Regions from separate parts of the Homo sapiens genome. Here region 1 is linked to region 2. A link is an interaction called in ENCODE POLR2A ChIA-PET data of the cell type or tissue named here. Cell type or tissue: Panc1. All regions are shown on one strand. Each heading gives the region's core, and the rest is flanking DNA. Links, peaks and the distances in the headings are about the cores only.

Region 1 (4,394 bases), core at 239-4,238, 160 kb before region 2:
TTGTGAATCCCATAACAGTATGAATTTTTTTTATGTAGTAGTCTTCTAGAGAAATGTAAAAAGATGGTCTTGGTTGGGTGTGGTGGCTCACCCCTGTGATCCCAGCACTTTGGGAGGCCAAGATGAGAGGACTGCTTGAGCTCAGGAGTTCAAGACCAACCTGGGTAACATAGCAAGACCCTGTCTCTATTAAAAAACAAACAAATGCCTGGCGTGGTGGCTCATGCCTGTAATCCCAGCACTTTGGGAGGCTGAGGCGGGCGGATCATGAGGTCAAGAAATCAAGACCATCCTGGCCAACATGGTGAAACCCCATCTCTACTAAAAATACAAAAATTAGCTGAGTGTGGTGGCACATGCCTATAGTCCCAGCTACTGAGGAGGCTGAGACAGGAGAATCTCTTGAACCCAGGAGGTGGAGGTTGCAGTGAGCCGAGATCGTGTCACTGCACTCCAGCCTGGTGACGGAGCGAGACTCCATCTAAAAAAAAAAAAAAAAAAAAAAAAAAAAAAACAAACTCTTAGCTGATGGTGGTGGTGCACGCCTGTAGTCCCAGCTACTCGGGAGGCTGAAGCGGGAGAATTGCTTGAACCTGGGAGGTCAAGGCTGCAGTGAGCCATGATTGCGCCACTGCACTCCAGCCTGGGTGACAGAGGAGCAAGACCCTGTCTCAAAAAAAAAAAAAGAAAAAAAAAGATGGTCTTCAGCACTAACCTGCAAGTTGGCCCTTTCCAGTACAGGAGAGTAGGGATGGAGGGAGGTCATTTCCTTGACGCTAGTCTCTCAGCTTGGACATTCCTCTGAGGAATGCTTAACAGGATGAGGGAGGGGGCTTCGCCTCTGGCCAGTGCCCAGCTTAAGTAGCCTTTTGGAAAAGTTCCAGAGGACATGGAGTGGGGTGGGGTTCTGCAGGCAGCCATTCCTCAGTCTACACAACCCTCTGGTTCCACAAGAATTGGGAGATGAATTTGGCTGCCTGCACTTCCCAGCCTGCATCAGTTTTTTAAATTTTTATTTATTTATTTTTTTTTTAGATGGAGTCTCGCTCTGTCACCTAGGCTGGAGTGCAGTGGTGTGATCTTGGCTCACTGCAACCTCTACCTCCTGGGTTCAAGCGATTCTCCTGCCTCAGCCTCCCGAGTAGCTTGGACTACAGGCGTGTGCCACCATGCCTGGCTAGTTTTTTGTATTTTTAGTAGAGACGGAGTTTCACCATGTTAGCCAGGATGGTCTTGATCTCCTGACCTCGTGATCCACCTGCCTCAGCCTCCCAAAGTGCTGGGATTACAGGCGTGAGCCACCGCGCCCGGCCTGCATCAGGTTTTGATGAGCACGTGGCCAGGAGTAGGGTAGTGCTGTCCAGCCGATCCCCTGCCCGGGGAACCTCCTGTGGATTGCCTGGCATTGAGGTTGATCGTATGCCCTAGCCAGGACAAATTTCTGGAAACCCTTTTGCTTTAGTCATGGGGGCAGGGCTTTACCCACTGATACTCCCCAGCTTGCAATGCTTCAGCAATAATCTGGACTGGGTTTCATCACAAGTGGTGTTAAGTCTCCAAGGCTTTACATTTGGACTATTAATAACCGTGCCCTGGTTATCAATAGAAAGGGGCACTCCAAGAGTGTGAACTAGGTCCTCGTGTTGATGGTGATTCTGCCAGCCTTTGCTACAGGCATTCCTTTAGCCATTCAGAGAAGATACACTCAAATGCTACAGTATACTCTAAGATATGAATAAAATGGACCAGGATATTTTCAGAAGGCCCCAAAGGAGAGGATGACTTGCCCTCATTTTCTTGACAACTTTTCTCACATCTGGGCCTGTGCAATAAGAAAGCTCTTACAAAACTGCTGAGACACACTGGGAAATCCAGGGTATACCGATCACATCCAGCCAGTTCTGGCACTCCTTGGTGTGTGCCAAGCTAGGGGCTATGGGAACAGGGTGAGTGGGTAGATCCTTTGATGCCACTCCAAAGCTTTCTGGGGAGCACCAAAATGACAGGAATGCAAAATCTCTGAAGGCTCTTTTCTGAATTCCAAGCTGACTCTGCAGAAGGGCCAAACTTAAAGAAGCGGCCCAGGCTGAGCGCAGTGGCTCACACCTGTAATCCTAGCACTTTGGGAGGCTGAGGTGGGTGGATCGTCTGAGGTCAGGAGTTCGAGACCAGCCTGATCAACATGGTGAAATCCCATCTCTACTAAAAAATACAAAAATTAGCCGGGCATGGTGGTGGGTGCCTGTAATTCCAGCTACTTTGGAGGCTGAGGCAGGAGAATCGCTTGAACCTGCGGGGGAGGAGGTTGCAGCGAGCTGAGATCACGTTACTTCACTCCAGCCCGTTTATAAGAGCGAAACTCCGTCTTGGGAGGCGGGGGGGGGGGGCATGTGGGAAGAAGCCACCCGAGGAGCCTGGTAGGGTGATGAAAGTGAGAGCAGAGGTGTAGCTCAGGGCCGTGCAGCACCTCGGCTTTGGCTCTTTGCAGGCTGTAGAAGCAGAATCGTAAGACTTCTCCTGGCTTGTTTCTTTCCATTTCTCGATTTGACTCCTCAGCCTGCTCTTCTGGCTCCCTGCTGTCTAATGGAATTCCAGAGCTTGACCTTGAGAATGCAGATTCTCCCGATTGACAACTTCTAGAGAAGGGAATCTCAGAAAGACAAAGGAGATGTTCCTTCTTCCGCTGCAAGAGTGGAAAAGCAGACACTCTCCTGAGAGCCTCATAAAGCTGGTGAAAGCCTGTTCTGATAAAGCACCCAGGAGATCATTCCTTCCGCCCCCTGCTCCCAGGACAGGCACTTAGGTGAGAATGTGTGACTCATCCAGTTCTGATACCTGCTGCAAATGGTATATGAAACAAAGGAATCTTTTAAGCCACCTGGGCTTCAAAGAAATGTAACTGTGTACTTTTTTTTTTTTAATCTGCTTTTAAATTGGTAACCTTGCTTAATTGCATGTTGCCCTGGTAATAACCTTGCAATTGACATCTCTTTTTAAAAAATGAAGGTCTACAATGTCTGTATTGGCCAGAAGAGCTTTGCAAGTTTCTTTGTTCATCTTTCTCCTATGACTATGATTTTCTTCGAACAAAGAGTTTGAGAGGCCTTGCTTCGTTTTAAATTAACAATACATACTTTGCATATTTGACTTGAGAATTGTGTGTATGTTATACACTACTACAAAACAAACCAATTTCAATAAAAATAAAAGCACAATCCTTAAAATCAAAGCAAAGTGAAACAATTGAACCTCATTATATATCAAGTTGGTGGTTTACTCACACGGAGAGGACTTATTTTAAGTGACTTTAATTAGGTGACTTTATTTTAAGTGACTTTCCATGGTAGTTGGAAAAAAAGAAACCACAGTAGTTGAATGTATATCTTTAGTGGGATATATTCTAAGAACAAAAAATAACCGCACAGTAAGAAATCTTACTGTTTTCAGTAATTATGTTGTTAGTAATGGCATTGGTATGATTATTCTGAAGATATAAATATGTGTGTATATATTCAAATAATGTTAACATTGTTAGCAACCAAGATTTTCAGTATAACAAGATATAAAAATATAAAATAAAAACTGAAAAATCATATAATCCTAAATTTGAATTGCACGTATCCATATGAACACATGATGTATTTTCTCTTTACAAATATTAATTAATTAGCCTAGAACAACAAACAGCCAATCAAACAGGCAAATCACCTGAGGTCAGGAGTTCAAAACCAGTCTGACCAACACAGTGAAACCCTGTCTCTACTAAAAATACAAAAAATTAGCCAGGCGTGGTAGCAGGCGCCTGTAATCCCAGCTGCTAGGGAGACTGAGGCAGGAGAATCGCTTGAACCTGGGAGGCAGAGGTTGCGGTGAGCCGAGATTACACCACTACACTCCAGTCTAGGCGACAGAGTGAGACTCCATCTCAAAAAAAACAAACAACAACAAAACAACAATGACAACAACAATAAAACCCTCAAAATTCAGGAGTCCACTTGAAGGGGCTCCCGCTGGCCCAGGAATGGGACAATTTGAGCATCTGAAAAAATAACAGTGAAAGGTTGAAACATACTAAAATCTATGAATTCATCATGGTCACCTTTGGAGAATGCTAGGGAACCAGTTCATCATTCTGAAACTAGGAAATAAAGGGCAAAAGCAGGCATAGATCTCACCTTTCTTGTAGAAACTGTACCTCATGGCAACCGAACAGATAATAAGGGAATGTTTTTCTTTGTAGAGGATTTCTAGCTAAACAAATGAAAACAGAATGATGAAATACCTACCACCATTTTCTCTTTCTTTCTTTTTTTTTTTTTTGAGACGCAGTCTGGCTCTGTCATCCAGGGTGGAGTGCAATGGTGTGATCTTGGCTCACTGCAGCCTCTGCCTCC
Region 2 (4,394 bases), core at 321-4,320:
GCATCCCTCACACCAGGTAGTCATGATATTCAGTGTCTCCAGAGTGGGAAATAGTGAGTTACTGATGAATGGGCACAGAGTTTCTGTTTGGGGCTATGAAAAAGTTTTAGAAACAGATGGTAGTGATGGTTGTGAATGTAATTATTGCCACTGAATTGTACACTTAAAAATTATTAAGATGGCAAACTTATCTATTTTACCACAATAAAAAAATGTCTCCAGACATTGCTAAATGCCCTGTGGGGGCAAAATCGCCCTCCAGTTGTGAACCACTGGCCTAGAAGTTCTCACTAGTGCATCATTATGGGACATTACCCACTGGACTGAAGTGTTGCTACTATTTATCCCTTCCTTTTGATTTCATGTGTCAGGTTAAGGATTTTAGAATTTAGCCATTTCTCTTTAAAAATATTGTGGTAAAAAATACGTAGCAAAATTTACCATTTTAACCATTTGTAAGTGTACAGTTCAGTGGCATTAAATACATTCACACTGTTGTGCAGCTGTCACTAGCCGAATCTCCAGAGCTGTTTCAGCTTCCCAAAGTGAACCTCTGTACCCATTAAACACTAGCTCTTCATACCCTCCTTTCCTGGCCCCGGCAACCACCATTCTACTTTCTGTCTGCCATTTCTTTCTTTCTTTTTTTTTTTTTGAGAGTCTCGCTCTGTCGCCAGGCTGGAGTGCAGTGGCACCATCTCAGCTCACTGCAACTTCTGCCTCCCGGGTTCAAGCGATTCCCCTGCCTCAGCCTCCCAAGTAGCTGGGACTACAGGTGCCCGCTACCACGCCCGGCTAATTTTTTTGTATTTTAGTAGAAACAGGGTTTCACCATGTCGGCCAGCATGGTCTCAAGCTCCTGACGTCGTGATCTGCCCTCCTCGGCCTCCCAAAGTGCTGAGATTACAGGCGTGAGCTACCATGCCTGGCCTCTGTCTGCCATTTCTTTATTCTTTTCCCTTAGCGTCTAGCAGACAGTAATGAAGCTGCAGAATTCTTCTCTGACTTCTTTATGGATAGAAGGTATGTTACTTCAGGAAAAAAGCAAGCAAAACCCAAAAATGTAGTGGATATATTGGCTTAAAAAAATCTTGAACCCGGTCTCTACTAAAAATACAAAATTAGCTGGTTGTGGTGGTACATGCCTGTAATCCTGGCTACTTGGGAGGCCGAGGCAGGAGAATAGCTTGAACCTGGGAGGTGGAGGTTGTGATGAGCCAAGATCGTGCCATTGCACTCCGGCCTGGGCAACAAGAGTGAAACTCCGTCTCAAAAAAAAAAAAAAAAAAAAATTCTTGATGCAAATGATATAACCTCTGGAAGGGAATTTGGCAATATCTAGCAAAATTTCAGTTATATTTACCCATTGATCTACCACTTCCACTTCTCTGTATCTTGATATATTGGCAAAAATATGAATAGTTGTAGACAATAGGCCATGCGTTGCAACACTAATTATAATAGCAAAACACAGGAAAGAGTTCAGGTGTTCGTCAGTAGAGGATGAGTTCATCATTGTGAATGAACCGATTCGTCTCTGCAGTGGAACATCCTGTAGCTCTAAGAAGGAATGAGGACTAGCTCTGATATGCGGTATCTAGAATGGTACTGACCAGTGTAGTAGCCATATGAGGCTATTAAAATTTATATGGATTAAAATTAAATAAAGATTCAGTTCTGTCATCTTGGAAGGTTCTATTGGGCCACGCTAGTCTAGAACAATGTGTAGTATTCCATGCTACCTTTTACCTATAGGGGGATATAAGCACATATACATAGTTATATACATAATACACATGTTTATATAAAACAAATATGTTTATATACACCTGTGTATACTTGTTTATATTGAAAAAATGGAAGAATATACAAAAAACTATTGGAAATATTATCTCAATGGGGAGGAGGGACAAGGATGGAAACTAAGTATCTTTGAAAGTACCTTGTTTTGTAAATTGGATTTTGGAACTAGGCAAATGTTTTACATACTTATAAAATAAAAACAATTCAAAATGATAAGCCCTCCTCCCCCTACCCCCTAACTTCTTGGTGCTTTTCCCTCCCCTTTGAAAAGCCCACCTGCTTGTGTACTTCATGCTGGAATAGTACAGAGTACTGAATAGTGGTCAGTCCCTCCAGAGATCAGTGAAAACTTTGCTCCTGCCACCCTCTGGTGGCCCTGCCAGCACTTTCATCTAATACTTAAATTGTTTTATTTGGTTGCTTGTTTGTTTGTTTGAGACAAGTTCTCATTCTGTTGCCCAGGCTAGAGTGCAGTGGTGCAATCATGACTCACTGCAGCCTCGACCTCCCAGGCTCAAGTAATCCTCCTGCCTCAGACTCCCGAGTAACTGGGACTTAAAGGCACATGCCACCACGCCCAGATAATTAAAAAAATTTTTTCTGGAGACAGGATGTCAACTGTGTTGCCCAGAGTGGTCTCAAACTCCTGGCCTCAAGTGATCCTCCCACCTTAGCCTCCTAAAGTATTGGGATTACAGATGTGAGCCACCGTGCCGGGCCTAAATTGTTAATTTGATAATAGCCTCTGAAACAGAGGGAGAACAGTGCACACAAGCAAGTTTAGGTTTCGCTGTGGGAATTTACATTCTTTTTTGTTTTTAAACCCCAAAGATGTCAAGATAGTTACTTAAAGGTTTTTGACAAAATCCCAAGGAGATTATTTCTGTTCTATTAAAACATGTAATACATGGAGAGAAAATATATCTTTTGCTTTTTTAGCAAGAGGGTCCTGAGAGAGTTAGGAGAGGAAGTGAAGGGTCAATGGAGGCCATGTGGTCAGCTGGGAGAATGCAGCAGCCAGGATGTTATTGACCACAGCACAGGCTGACATTGAGTGGGTGCAGATCTTTGGTGGAATTCCAAGCATGTTGCACACCTGACCTCACTTTATGACTCTGGGAGGGAAGGGAGGGAAACTGAGGTGCAGTGAGAAGGGGTGATCGGTACGAACTTCCTCCTTCACACAGAGGAAGAAGAGCTAGAATGAGAACTGGAATGACTGGCCCTGAGGGGCCTGTTGGGGCTGCACATGTGCCTGGTCAGAGCCTAGACCTGCCCATTGAGTGTGTATGAATCACTGACTTCGCAGAGCTGGAAGGGTTCCTTGTTTCAAGGACACCGAGACTCAGATGGAATGGCTTGTCCAGGGATAGTGACGGAATCGGGACTAAGAATATGAGTAGCTGCCATTTAAGGGCTTTCCATATGCCAGGAACTGCCAGCAAACACTATGAGATAGGTACTGTCAATCATCCGTGGTGAGCTTGAGCCCATGCACTTCATGGGCTACGCCACTGATCCTTTAGTGTTTGTTCTAAGCTTCCAGTCATGTGAAAAACTGCCCATTAAACTTGGTTGGAATGATATAAAATACTGAGTATAGTACTTTTTTTAGATGGCTCCGGAGTCACAGAGACCTGGGTTGAAATTCCAGCCCTTGTACTTGTTTAAGTTTGTCACCTTGAACAAGCTACCTAACCTCTCCAAGCTTTGGCTTTCTCATCTATAAATTGGGGATGACAGGTAATGGGGTTTTGAAATTTCTAGATAGCACTTTTGAGCTTTTGTGCAAGAAGGCAAGCAGAAAAGAGTTCAGTTCTATGTGGCAAGTAACATAAACAGGGTCTGTGACCTTCCCAGAGACCAAGAAGGCCATCATGACGTCTGCTGTTCAACTACATAGGTTCCCAAGTCCCTTGGTACAAATCAGGAGGGGACAGGTAGAAGGACTGAGAGAGGTAGGCTTGTGATTTGTTACCTGAGATGATGATGTGAGAGTGGACACACATGCAGCTGCTCCAGATATGGCTGGAGAAGTGCAGGAACAGTGGGGTCCTGGTCAGCAGGCCGGCCATTATGCCCCTGACCAGCTGGATGCGTCCTCCTCACGTCTCCTGTTGTAACTGACTTGCACTGAGTTGCAAATTGCAAATGGGTGTTGACCCTGGAAGGGACTCTTGAAAGTCACCACTCTCACGACTTTCTAGTCCTTAGAGAGTGGGTGGGCTCCATGCAGCACAGACTGGGAGAGTGCCATGACTGTGGGCACTTGATGTGCAAGGGCTGCCTGCCTTCCAGACATGCCATTGTCCTTCGCACATTATTGCCTCCAGGAGTGGGAGCAGTGGCCAAATACACATCAGGTGTATTTCTGGACCCACAGGCTGCAGCAAGAGCACCGGATACCTAGGAGTTGCATCCTGGCTTGGAAAGCAGGACTCGGCCGGTTAGTGGATGAGTCCAGGTCATTGCTCAGCTCAGTGAAGAGAGTGTCCCTTCAGTCTAGCCCCAGGTCTACTTCAGCTATGCAGGGATTGGTTGCATGAGGGCTGGGACACAGGAATGGGGGATGGGGATGGGGATTTGAAGGA

What was found. Peaks named below come from ENCODE experiments on the same cell type or tissue, not always from the same donor. Only the 100,000 strongest peaks of a DNase experiment are listed, where the experiment ranks them.
Region 1: POLR2A ChIA-PET joins it to region 2 with 10 read pairs; 3 of 35 experiments call an interaction of 5 or more read pairs at or near these places.

Annotation. Positions count from the first base shown.
Region 1 is chr20:38,777,150-38,781,543 of GRCh38, forward strand. It overlaps LOC124904902 (a long non-coding RNA gene), which reads left to right and starts at 2,349. Exons shown (of 2, transcript XR_007067584.1): 1 at 2,349-2,803. RefSeq lists enhancers at 2,349-3,013, 3,346-3,846, 3,847-4,347. In Panc1, for the core only: no CTCF peak of the experiment used is centred there; no DNase peak of the experiment used is centred there.
Region 2 is chr20:38,933,223-38,937,616 of GRCh38, forward strand. The region is part of intron 1 of FAM83D (family with sequence similarity 83 member D); the gene reads left to right. Among named protein-coding and RNA genes, the nearest start is that of FAM83D, 9.0 kb to the left of the region's middle. In Panc1, for the core only: CTCF peaks have their summits at 2,162 (motif pointing left) and 2,375; a DNase peak (open chromatin) is centred at 2,199.